Linked DNA regions of Homo sapiens: region 2 is linked to region 1. The links are chromatin contacts, found by Hi-C or POLR2A ChIA-PET in ENCODE. All regions are on one chromosome and are shown on one strand. The core of a region is the stretch at or near the end of the contact, and the rest is flanking DNA. Distances in the headings are between cores, read along the strand shown. Region 1 overlaps TCF12 (transcription factor 12). Region 2 overlaps TCF12 (transcription factor 12).

What was found. A loop is a pair of places that touch in the nucleus more often than their neighbours do. ChIA-PET counts read pairs that join two places held with the same protein, here RNA polymerase II (POLR2A). Pooled maps may share reads with other maps.
Region 2: a pooled map shows a loop between it and region 1 (2.4-fold over the local background). The contact joins two enhancer-like sites. A Hi-C loop is called at or near these places in 2 of 50 pooled maps. POLR2A ChIA-PET finds 5 or more read pairs at or near these places in 2 of 52 experiments (CD4-positive, alpha-beta T cell and activated B cell).

The regions. Positions count from the first base shown.
Region 1 is chr15:57,097,879-57,103,648 of GRCh38, forward strand. All of the region lies in intron 5 of TCF12 (transcription factor 12), which reads left to right. Among named protein-coding and RNA genes, the nearest start is that of SNORD13D, 180 kb to the right of the region's middle. Within about 2 kb of position 2,318, at least 3 of the 41 ENCODE cell types and tissues checked have a DNase peak (open chromatin) inside an H3K27ac peak, as active enhancers do.
Region 2 is chr15:57,279,159-57,284,708 of GRCh38, forward strand. It overlaps TCF12 (transcription factor 12), which reads left to right. Exons shown (of 21, transcript NM_207037.2): 20 at 3,287-3,440. The coding sequence ends at 3,429. Among named protein-coding and RNA genes, the nearest start is that of SNORD13D, 3.3 kb to the left of the region's middle. Within about 2 kb of position 3,158, at least 2 of the 41 ENCODE cell types and tissues checked have a DNase peak (open chromatin) inside an H3K27ac peak, as active enhancers do.

The DNA.
Region 1 (5,770 bases), core at 1,068-3,567:
GGCACAATGGCTCACCCCTGTAATCCCAGCACTTTGAGAGGCTGAGGCAGGTGGATCACCTGAGTTCAGGAGTTCGAGACCAGCCTGACCAACATGGTGAAACCCCATCTCTACTAAAAATACAAAAATACAAAAAAAAAAAAAAAAAAAAAAAAAACCAGTCAGGCATGATGGCACATGCTTGTAATCCCAGCTGTGTGGGAGGCTGAGGCAGGAGAATTGCTTGAACGCAGGAGACAGAGGTTGCAGTGAGCCCAGATTGCGCCACTGCACTCCAGCCTGGATGACAGAGCAAGACTCCATCTCAAAAAAACAAAACAAACAAACAAAAAAACAGAAAAAGAAACATGGCATTGACCCTCTTGATTCTGACTAGCTCACAGTCCCTTTCCACTACGTTGCTTTTTTCCTCTTTTTAACTTCTTGTGTTCAACCATTTGTTTCATCTGCTGCCTTTTTCTACATTATAGCTCTGCTGTCTTGTTCTTTCTTTCACTATTGCTCAACTCTCATTAACCAGTCTGAGTTGTTGAGTACCTTCCTCCATCTTTTTTATGTATTCATTCCTCCATTTTTTTCTGCCCTTTACCATGCCCTTTTTCTGCCTTTTACAGAGGAAAGTACTGTATGGTAGAATATTAAAGTGAATAATATTCAGTCTATCTTTATAGACTATTATTTTAGTGTGATAGAGGGATAAGAATTTCAACAATTAATATACGTGGCAGAATGTCAGTGATACGAATAAATTCTTACAGACATTCAGAAGAGATTACATTCAGGCACAACCAGAGGTGATCAGGAAAAGTTTTATTGTGGGTCACATTTATTCCAGTCAGCACTCTTTTTGTTATAAGTGACAGAACCTAACTTAAACCGGGTGAAACAAAAAGTGGTGTTTATTAACCCATTTATCTAAGAAGGCTAGGAATAGATTGATTTGGAGCATGGGGGACCTAGGGGTTTAAACAATATCATCAGCCCTCCCTCTTTCACCTTGCAAATGTTTCGTTGAAAGAATAAGAACTGGAGAGGCAAATTGGGCCAAGGAGAGTGGATGTGAGAAGTGGGAAAATTTAGGAGTACAGTGTTCTGGTCTCTCCTTCTCTAGCTCCCTCACTCCAGTATTTCCAGATTGCTCTAAATTGTTCTTCATGGTTGCTATATTGTAAGGTACCTTATTCCTTAGTGGTATGGAATGTTTTTAATCAGTGGACATGTGCATTTAATTTATAACATCCTGTTCCTGGCAGTATCGTCTTTTTCCATGCCCCTGCCCTGCCTCTACAGCCTAAAAAGCAGTTCTCTTTCTATGGTTAGAATGAATTTTGATAGCCATTCTCTGAAGCTGTTTCTGTGAGCCAGAGATGACCTGAAGGCTTCTTTTCTACCCAGTCTGAGAGAGACCGAAGTAATACTAACGCCTTAGTTTGAAAGAGGTTCCACACTTTCCAGAGTACTCCTGTATGGACTCAGATCCCTCTTATCTATGGGTAATCCGTCCTAGAATGAATTACTTGAAAGAGTAACCAGGATTTCAGAAAATATAGGGAAAAAATATATTTCATTTGAATTTTAAAAAAATATTTCAAAAATTAAAATTAAAATAAGAATATAATATTAAAAAGTGAACTATATATTATTCACTAGGTCTTAGAGTAAACAAAGAATTAGTTGTTGATTTTTTTAGCGTATTCTTCTCAGAAAATTTATATGGTAATACTATATATCCTGTATTTCACATTTGAATCTTGTTGATTTAGCCTACTATTTCTAACTCAGGTCGTAATCCATTAGTGACTTTATATTTGATTAAATGGCTCTTTAACACCTTTTTCAGGACCTCATGAAGTCTTCAGTCTTTTGCATGGTATTCAACTTATAGTAGATTTGTTTTGTTTATATATTATGGGATATTCAACAGAAGATTGATCAAAGCAATCAACTGTGGCTTGAGACAACCGTACTATCTGTAGAGGATATTTCAGAGTTTTTTTTTTTTTAAGTTATCTGGTCTAATGGATTTTTTGGTGAGCTCACAACATTGGCTTAACTATGCATCCTTGCAAACTCTAGGGACTTAAATCAAGTGGACCACCTTTACTTTTACTTGTTTATCCAGTGCATTTCCTCATTGTCACTTGGGTGTGCATTGTCTATGATCAGTAGTTATCTTTATGGATCCTTATTGTTTTATAGTGGGCCAGTTGCATAGATCTGATAAATGGTTCTTCTTTGAATCTTCCCATTGTTTGTGTCTAGTTCTAACCAAGTGAACATGAACTCCTAACCAGAGATGTTCTGAGTTCTGCCTGTAGGGAGGTGGATGACAGGGGCCGTGGCTACTTGGTTGCTAGAGAACAAGAGAAAGATTGCTTTTAAGGAGCTTTTGTAGCTTTACAGTTCTGCTATATGCGTAGAATTTCAGAAGCACACCATAGCACGCAGTTGAGAATTTGGGACACTGTTTTGATTTAAGAAAAGTCCTAGAGCAGCATTAACAGATCTTGCCTCCTATGTGGTAACATTTCGGATTCACTTCCTCTTTTTTTTTTTTTTTTTTTAGTAGAGATGAGGTCTTGCTGTGTTGGCCAGATTGGTCTTGAACTCCTAGGTTTAAGTGATCTTCCTGTCTTGGTCTTCCAAAGTGCTGGGATTATAGACATGAGCCACTTTATCTAGCCCAGACTAACTTCTTATAGTAAAGATGCTGCCTTCATCATTTAATAAAGGCTTTCAGAATGTTTTATTTAAAATAAATGGTTTCATATTAAAATTCTCATAGATGTTTGAACTGGATAAATAATATGTTATAAAGAATAGAAGTAGGGGGAGGTATTCCTGGTACTTACTCCCCATACCCTGAAAACTCTAGGGCCTCTTTCAAAGTGAAGAATTAGCAGTAGCTTGATTAGTGGTCATGGTATTTATGTAAGTTTTAATTAGCCATCAAAATAATTTTTTAAAAAAATTTGAAAGCATATACTGAATTGCTTTGGTTTAAATTGTACAAGTATTACTATTGTCTGAAGGTTTCCATTACATTCTGGTCTTTAGTTATATAGGTTTTTTTACTACATTGCTGTAGTTGAATAAGCCTCACATTTTATGTGAGGCCCCATAAAACAATTGATTATTTTGAGTGTCAATTCACCATTTTTGTAATCTCCTTATTTCCACATCTCAGCTTCTTTTTCTTCTTGGAAAATTCAGCCTTTGCCTTTCATAATTCATGGTTTTTGTGACTTCCAGTTTGGTATTTGTTGTTTTTATTTGTGATTTTAGATTTTAGGGAGGCTTTTTTTGGTGGTGGTGGTTTTTGTTTTTTGTTTTGTTTTGTTTTTTGAGACAGAATCTTGCTCTGTTGCCCAGACTGGAGTGCAGTAACACATCTATGGCTTACTGCAGCCCCAACTTCCCAGGCTCCAGTGATCCTCCCACTCAGCCTCCCAAGTAGCTAGGACTACAGGTGTGTGCCACCACACCCAACTAATTTTTAAAAAATTATTCTTTGTAGAGACACAGTCTTGTTGCGCTGCCCAGGCTGGTCCGAACTCTTAGGTTCAAGCGATCCTCCAGGCTTGGCCTCTCAAAGTGCTACGATTACAAGCGTGAGCCACCATGCCTGGCCCCTGATTTTAGGTTTCTGTGAACACTAGAACTTGCCATTCTGCCTGTATTTCAGGACTTTCTGATACGTACGCATGTGCACGCGTGCGTGCACACACACACGTGCATATGCACCCACACACATATATATATGGTTCTGAGTTTTTAAATCTTTATCTTGAAAAATGTTTCTTTGGGTATTTCCATATACATGATATGTTTTGGTGGTTCCACAGTCATTCTTGTGTTACGTATTTGTTTTTTAGTTTGAGTATACCTCTGGAGGATTATCACACTTTCAAAGTTCCATGAAATTTCTAGGGAGTGACAATTAAATGGGAGTACATTACTAGTCCACTTCACAGCAAATTAAATCGATTAGTTAATGTATAGTTAATTGTAAATTTTATTAGTTTCTCTTACATACTTTTCCACACTTGTCCCTGGTATTAGGGATTAGCAAACTACACACAAAGAGCCAGATAGTAAATAGTCTAAGGTCTGTGGTCCAGCATACCAATATCAATGATAATCGTATAGGTACTTATATAGCTACTTAAACATGTAGGTAGTTATATGTTTATGAAGTAGGCCATAAACATATAATTCATGGCTTATCAACTAAGCCATAAACATATAACTACTTACATGGTTAAATAGCTATATAAGTACTTATATATCATTGATTTGGGGCTATAAAAATAACAGTTGGTGGCCTGGATTTGTTCCATAGGCTACATTTGCCAGTCTTGCTCTAGATAATTTAACAAAAATACTTGAAATAGCAGTAACTCTGCCAATTTGTTGAAGAATTAATAAGTTACATATGGCCGGGCGTGGTGGCTCACACCTGTAATCCCAGCACTTTGGGAGGCTGTGGCAGGTGGATTACCTGAGGTCAGGAGTTCAAGACCAGTTTGGCCAACATGGCAAAGCCCCGTCTCTACTAAAAATACCAAAATTAGCTGGGCGTCGTGACGCACACCTGTAATTCCAGCTACTAGGGAGGCTGAGACAGAAGAATCACTTGAACCCAGGAGGCAGAGGTTGCAGTGAGCCAAGATCGCATGACTGCACTCCAGCTTGGGTAACAGAGCACGACTCTGTCTTTAAAAAAAAAAAAAAAAGTTATGTATGTGAAATTTTATGGAAAGTACCAGGTTTTTTCTTTTTTATTTAAAAAACAAATTCAGACGTGATGGTTGGTGGTTGTAGTGGTGAATTATTTCTAAAGTTTCTGGAGCTATACTGCCTCTATACAGAATGGTAAGTTATTAGTTAGGTGAGTTGTTTTTCTGTTGTTTTGTTTTCAAATATGGGCAAATTTCTAGGCAAATGTCAGATTTTCTCTCTCTGAAATCCTGTGTTTCCCTTAGTTTTCTATAATCAGAAATCTTTCAGAAAAAACCTGCTTCTCAAGATAGCAATATAAGATTGTTAGCTTTAGTGTATCGAACTGCTATATTGGGAGAGGAAAAGGTGAAAATTAGGCTGCTTAATAGAGGTGTGGCAGTTGGGCAGTCGCGTCTCTATTGAGCAGCCTAATGCAGAGAGAAGCCTTCAAAGAACAGCTGCAAAGAGTCTGTCGAGGGAATCTATAATGAGAGGATAGTGTGAGAATTGCACAGTAATAAAAAAAGTATACTGTTGCTCTAGTGAAAATCGGTACTGCCCAACATATGAGAATCTCCCCAAAGGGTATGTACAATAAAAATACAGCATTTTCTAGGCTGTGTATAAATAATTTTTGTAAGATAAATGTAAATTGTGGATTTTGATGCAGTTTATAAAGTATGTAATTTTAAAATTCCATGTACAGTGATTAATGGTTAGTATTTGAAGAATTTTCTGAGTATTATATGCTATTCATTTTCAACTTAAGGCTGTCTTCTGTCTTAAGGATTTAATTGGGACCCTGCCTCTACAAAACATTTTTTGAAACATTAGCCAGATGCAGTGGCACCTGCTGTAGTCCCAGCTACTTTCCACATGTACATTTGGAAAAGTTAAACGCAAATTGTATAAAGAAAACAGTCCCAAACGCACTTATGAAGATGAATTTTCATACCCAATAAAAGAAGACATTGTATGTTAGCTCTACCACAATGGAATTTAACCCAAGGAAGTAATTGAAAATACACGTAAAGATGTGTATGCAAGA
Region 2 (5,550 bases), core at 1,908-4,407, 180 kb after region 1:
TAATTTTTAAATTTTTGTAGAGACAGGGTCTCACTTTGTTGCCCAGGCTACTGTAAAATTCTTAACCTCAGCAGCTATCTCCATATAGTCATAATAACATAAATATTTTCCTAGTCATAATAATGTAAGAAGTGACTAGTGAGTTAGCCAAAAATTTTGCTATAAACATGTTGCAAAGTTGATGTTATAAGAGAGTCAAGTCCTCAACTACATAAGAAGTCAATAGATAGAATTCCCCTAATTGAAATATGGGAAGACATACTTCTCATGCCCTGCAGGTAATGAGAAGTACCAGATCTTTCTGGCTACTTAGCACACATTTGCCGTGGTCTGTGTCACACACCAAGAGGTATGAAAGAGTAGCCTTAGTCTTTTTTGAATCAAAGTTGTGTATTTATTTCACATTTCCTAGAGTCTGCCATAGTATTGTTCTTCCTGCCAGAAGTGTTCTTTGTCTGAATATAGGAACCTGAAAGATCTTGCCTAATTTACTGAGTTTTTGGTGCTGATCCTTCCAAGCATTTCTCATCATGTCTCCTAGATCCTGGTGTGATAGAGTCATAGTTGGCTAAGAGCAATTTTCCATTATAAAGAGAAATGTGAGCCTTTTTTCAGTTGGAAAATTTTCACATCTCACATTCTCCTCTTTAAGTTTTACATGCTAATCCATGCCATCTTCTCAGTCTCTCGGGTCATTATATGAGACTTTAACCTCCACAGTCTCACTTTTTTTTTTTTTTTTTTTTTTGGAGACAGAGTTTTGCTCTTCTTGTCGCCCAGGCTGGAGTGCAGTGGCGCGATTTCGGCTCACTGCAGACTCCGTCTCCCCAGTTCAAGTGATTCTCCTGTCTCAGCCTCCCGAGTAGCTGAGATTATAGGCACCCGCCACCACGCCTGGCTCACTTTTTGTATTTTTAGTAGAGATCGGGTTTCACCATGCAGGCTAGTCTCAAACTCTTGACCTCAGGTGATCCGCCTGTTTCGGCCTCCCAAAGTGCTGGGATTATAGGCATGAGCCACCACGCCCAGCCCACAGTCTCTTATAAAAAACAAACTGATGAAGGACGAACTCTTATTTGTTAGAGGTGCACAACTACTTATTAAGAAAGCAGCTCTTAATATTTTTTGCATAATGATGAACATACTATTTTTTCCTGCTAGTTACCCTAATAAATTAACTAAGAGTGTATCTTTCTTCCTTCATTCATCCTCCTTATAGTTGTATAGGCTCTATGTCTTTCTAAATACAGGGGCTTAGAAAATTAGAACTCTAAAATGAAATTTTATTAGTATGCATCACTGATAGTCAGGAGTCAGCTAAGTTTACCATAATGAAGATTTTTGTTTACTTTTTAAAAACTTGGATGTGAACTGTAAATGTGTATTGAAATTTATACATCCAGATACACTTTTACCTACTTTAAAGGGGAATCCGGCACAGTGGCACTTGCTGGTAGTCCCAGCTTTTTGACAGGCTGAGGTGGGAGGATCCTTTCAGCCCAGGAGTTCAAGGCAAGTCTGGGCAACGTAGTGAGACCCCATCTCTGAAAAAATGGTTGGGGGTGGGGTGGGGACATGGAAAAAGGGGAGCTGTACTAATGGTATATCGGCTATGCCCTCATTTCAAGAAAATCTGACATAAAATATTACAACTTCTAAAAAATACTATTTTCATTCTAGACTAATTACAAATGATCCCTTTATATTATATTCATTAGGGCATTTTTAATCCATTTATAAAAATATGTGGAACAACTGTTAACCTATACTATATGTTATAATCAAATGAAAAGCTATATCAGAAGCTATGGATATCTTGGGCTTAAAACTCATTTTTTAAAAAATCCAACAGGAATAGTAAGTAGTGTGTAAGTAGATTTTGATCCAGTGGGTTTTTGATCTGATGGATATTCTTTCCCTTTATTTCTCACAGTAGCACCCTATTCTTTTTTTTTTTTTTTTTGAGACAGGGTCTTGCTCTGTCATCCAGGCTAGAGTGCAGTGGCACGATCACTGCAGCCTTGACAACTCTTGGGCTCAAGCGATCCTTGTACCTCTCAGCTTATTCTTTAACCTCTTTTGAAAATGCCCGTGTCACAGATCCCACGCAGTCTTGTTTGCTATCTTTTATAAGAAGCAGCAGAGGTTTTTACCACCCTTTTAATAACACCTCCAGCAATAGAAAGACCAACTCATTCATCTTGTTTCACATACATATCAAAGTAGAAAAGTAAGATGTGCTCCACCTATCTATCCTTCTCCCTCGAATTGGCACATTTCCTATAGAAGAGGGGTCCCCAACCCCTGGGCCACGGACCAGTACCAGTGGCCTGTTACGAACGAACGGGCTGGCTGCACCGCAGGAGGTGAGCAGAGAGCAATCCAGCAAAGCTTCATCTGTATTTACCGACACTCCCCATCATTTGCATCTCCACATCCTGTCAGATCAGCGGCAGCATTAGATTCTCATAGGAGCATGAACCCTATTGTGAACTACATATGCAAGGGATCTGGGATCTAGGTTGCTTGCTCCTTATGAGAATCTAATGCCTGATGTGTCATTCTGTCCCATCACCCCCAGATGGGACCATCTAGTTTCATGAAAACAGGCTCAGGGCTCCCACTGACTTAATGGTGAGTTGTATAATTATTTCATTTTATAGTACAATGTAATAATAATAGAAATACAGTGCACAATAAATGTAATGTGCTGAAATCATCCTGAAACCATCCCTGCCCCCTTCCCCCCAGCCCCCCGCACCCAGTTCATGGAAAAATTGTCTTCCACGAAACCAGTCCCTGGTGCCAAAAAGGTTGGGGACCACTGCTTTAGAGGAATAGCTGAGGATATCTCTTACTTTATCCTTTTCTGAACTGGTAACATTTTAGATAAAGCACAGGTGTCTCTCTCTAAGTACAAGATGTCAGCATTCATGTCAATTCAGTGTACCGTGTCTTAGTAGGACATTGAAGAGACTTGGTAGCCTAATAACAACAGCATTTGCCAAAATGTTTGAGTGAAGAGTAGCATTTTGATTTAAATCAAATCAAACCCTAGAAAACTAAATCATAAGCAAAAAATGAAGAAAACACAAGATGGTCACTTAGAAGTATAAATCTGGAGGCTCAGTTCAATGCTGAGGTTTTATGTGAGCACATTGTTTCTTCTATGTGATGGTACTTAGTATGGGAATGAAGTTACACAAAACAACAGCAATTTGTTCAGCTTGAGACCTAATTCATAACTTAAAACCATAGTGATAAAAATTCTTTCCCCCTGTTTTAGAGAGGAACCTTAACCCCAAAGCAGCCTGCCTTAAGAGAAGGGAAGAAGAAAAAGTTTCTGCCGTATCGGCAGAGCCGCCAACCACACTGCCAGGAACCCATCCTGGGCTTAGTGAAACTACCAACCCTATGGGTCATATGTAAACATCAGCCAGGTAAGTACGGGTTTGAAAAGAAACAGCAAGGAAATAACCTTAAGATTCATCTTAAACTGGGTTAGAATCTTTGAACAGAATTCTCTAGTGAGCAGTGGCCATTGTAAAGGTCACATGTAATTTGAAATATAACAGTTTGTCTTTCTGTTACATTATCAGACTTAGAGAGCCAGTGTCATTTTATAGCAAATTGCCATTTTCTTCAAAGTGTGGCAGTATCTTGTGACTTTGGTTCTTCTGTTCGGAGTCATCATGTGTACTCTCTTACATGAGTATCTTCCTGATCCAAGAAGAAATAGTACAATGACTCAACCGTCAGAAAACGCTCTTGTTACCACTCATGTTCTTCATTTCTTTATTCAGAAATGCTGACTATATCATCAACCAGTTTTCTGCCAATTATCTAGCTTTTTGTCATGAAGCCTTTATACATGAAAAAGTTATCACTTGTATTTGGATCAATAATGCAAGTTTATGATATGATGCTTCTTCCCCACTTGCAAGCACATCAGTTAACACCCTCTAGAATCTATTAATGAATGGGAAGTTATTATATATGTTAGAGCCAGAATGCCCTTCTCTCTGGTGGAATTTTACTTGTTCAAAGACTGTTCTTTATATCTTCCTTTTCATGGACTAAACATAATTCAGTTCCTTGTGATTTTTTTTTTTTTTCCTCAAGACAGAGTCTCGCTCTGTTGCCCAGGCTGGAGTGCAGTGGCACGATCTCAGCTAACTGCAGTCTCTGCTTCCCAGGTTCCAGCAATTCTCCTGCCTCAGCCTCCCGAGTAGACTAGCTGGGATTACAGGTGTGCACCACCATGCCCGGCTAATTTTTGTATTTTTAGTAGAGATGGGATTTCACGATGTTGGCCAGGCTGGTCTCGAACTCCTAACCTCAGGTGATCCACCCGCCTCAGCCTCCCAAAGTGCTAGGATTACAGGCATGAGCCACCTCGCCCAGCTGGTAACTTCATTTTTATAATCTGCTTTCAGCAGTATGTAGTTTTTTTCCCAATTTTATCAACAGATTAAAGGTAGTAAGTAAAGGCAGATGAGTGCGGGGTGTGGAACAGAAAAAAATATCAAGTGCAGTTTCATTTGGTCAGTTTCGTGGCTGTCTCATTTTGAACTGAAAGTCTGGAATTTGATAGATTGTTTGATAGATAAACTACAAATATTAGTAACTCACCTTTTCCTGAGGGTTTTAGTTCCTACCGCCACTACATATATAGGGTCAAATGAGACTACATATAGGGTCAAATGAGACTACATATAGGGTCAAACCAGACCACAAAGAAGATTTCATTTAGGGTAAAAGAAAAGAAGAGTTAAGGCAGTTATTTCGTAAGTCAGTTATAACTGTAACATTAGCACACTGGAGAAAACCTCAAACTACCTCCCCCACAAAAAGTATCCAGCAATCTAACAGATTGTACATGTCAGGGACTTTAGGCAAGAGCTAGTTTACAGATCCTCTAAAACCTAGATCATTGTTTCATACTCTGTAGAAAATATAGACTACTATGAAACAGTAAGTATTTTTGCTTCAAAAATAAACTTTGAAGTTTTTTTGTTTGTTCTGGGATTTTTTTGTTGTTGTTGTTGTTTGTTTGTTTGTTTTGAGATGGAGTTTGACTCTGTCGCCTGAGCTGGAGTGCAATGGTGTGATCATCTCGGCTCACTCCAACTCCCGCCTCCTGGGTTTGAGCAATTCTTCCACCTCAGCCTCCTGAGTAGCTGGGATTACAGACATACACCACCACGCCCAGCTAATTTTTTTGTATTTTTAGTAGAGACAGCGTTTCGCCAGGCTGCCCAGCCTGGTCTCAAACTCCTGACCTCAAGCGATCCGACCACCTCGGCTTCCCCAAGTGCTGGCGTTACAGGCGTGAGCCGCTGAGCCCGGCCAAAAAATTAACTTTGAAGTTTTAAAATAAAACCATGCCACTATTTCTCAGTGCAAAAGAGACTTTCTAAACTGATAGATTATTTCAAAGAAGAGTGATGGGAGAGGTAACTTATGCTCAGGTCCCAGATAACCACCAAGCTGTGAAAAAGAGCACTAGGCATTCTGCCCTAACACTTCTCTTGGAGCCTGTGTCTTATT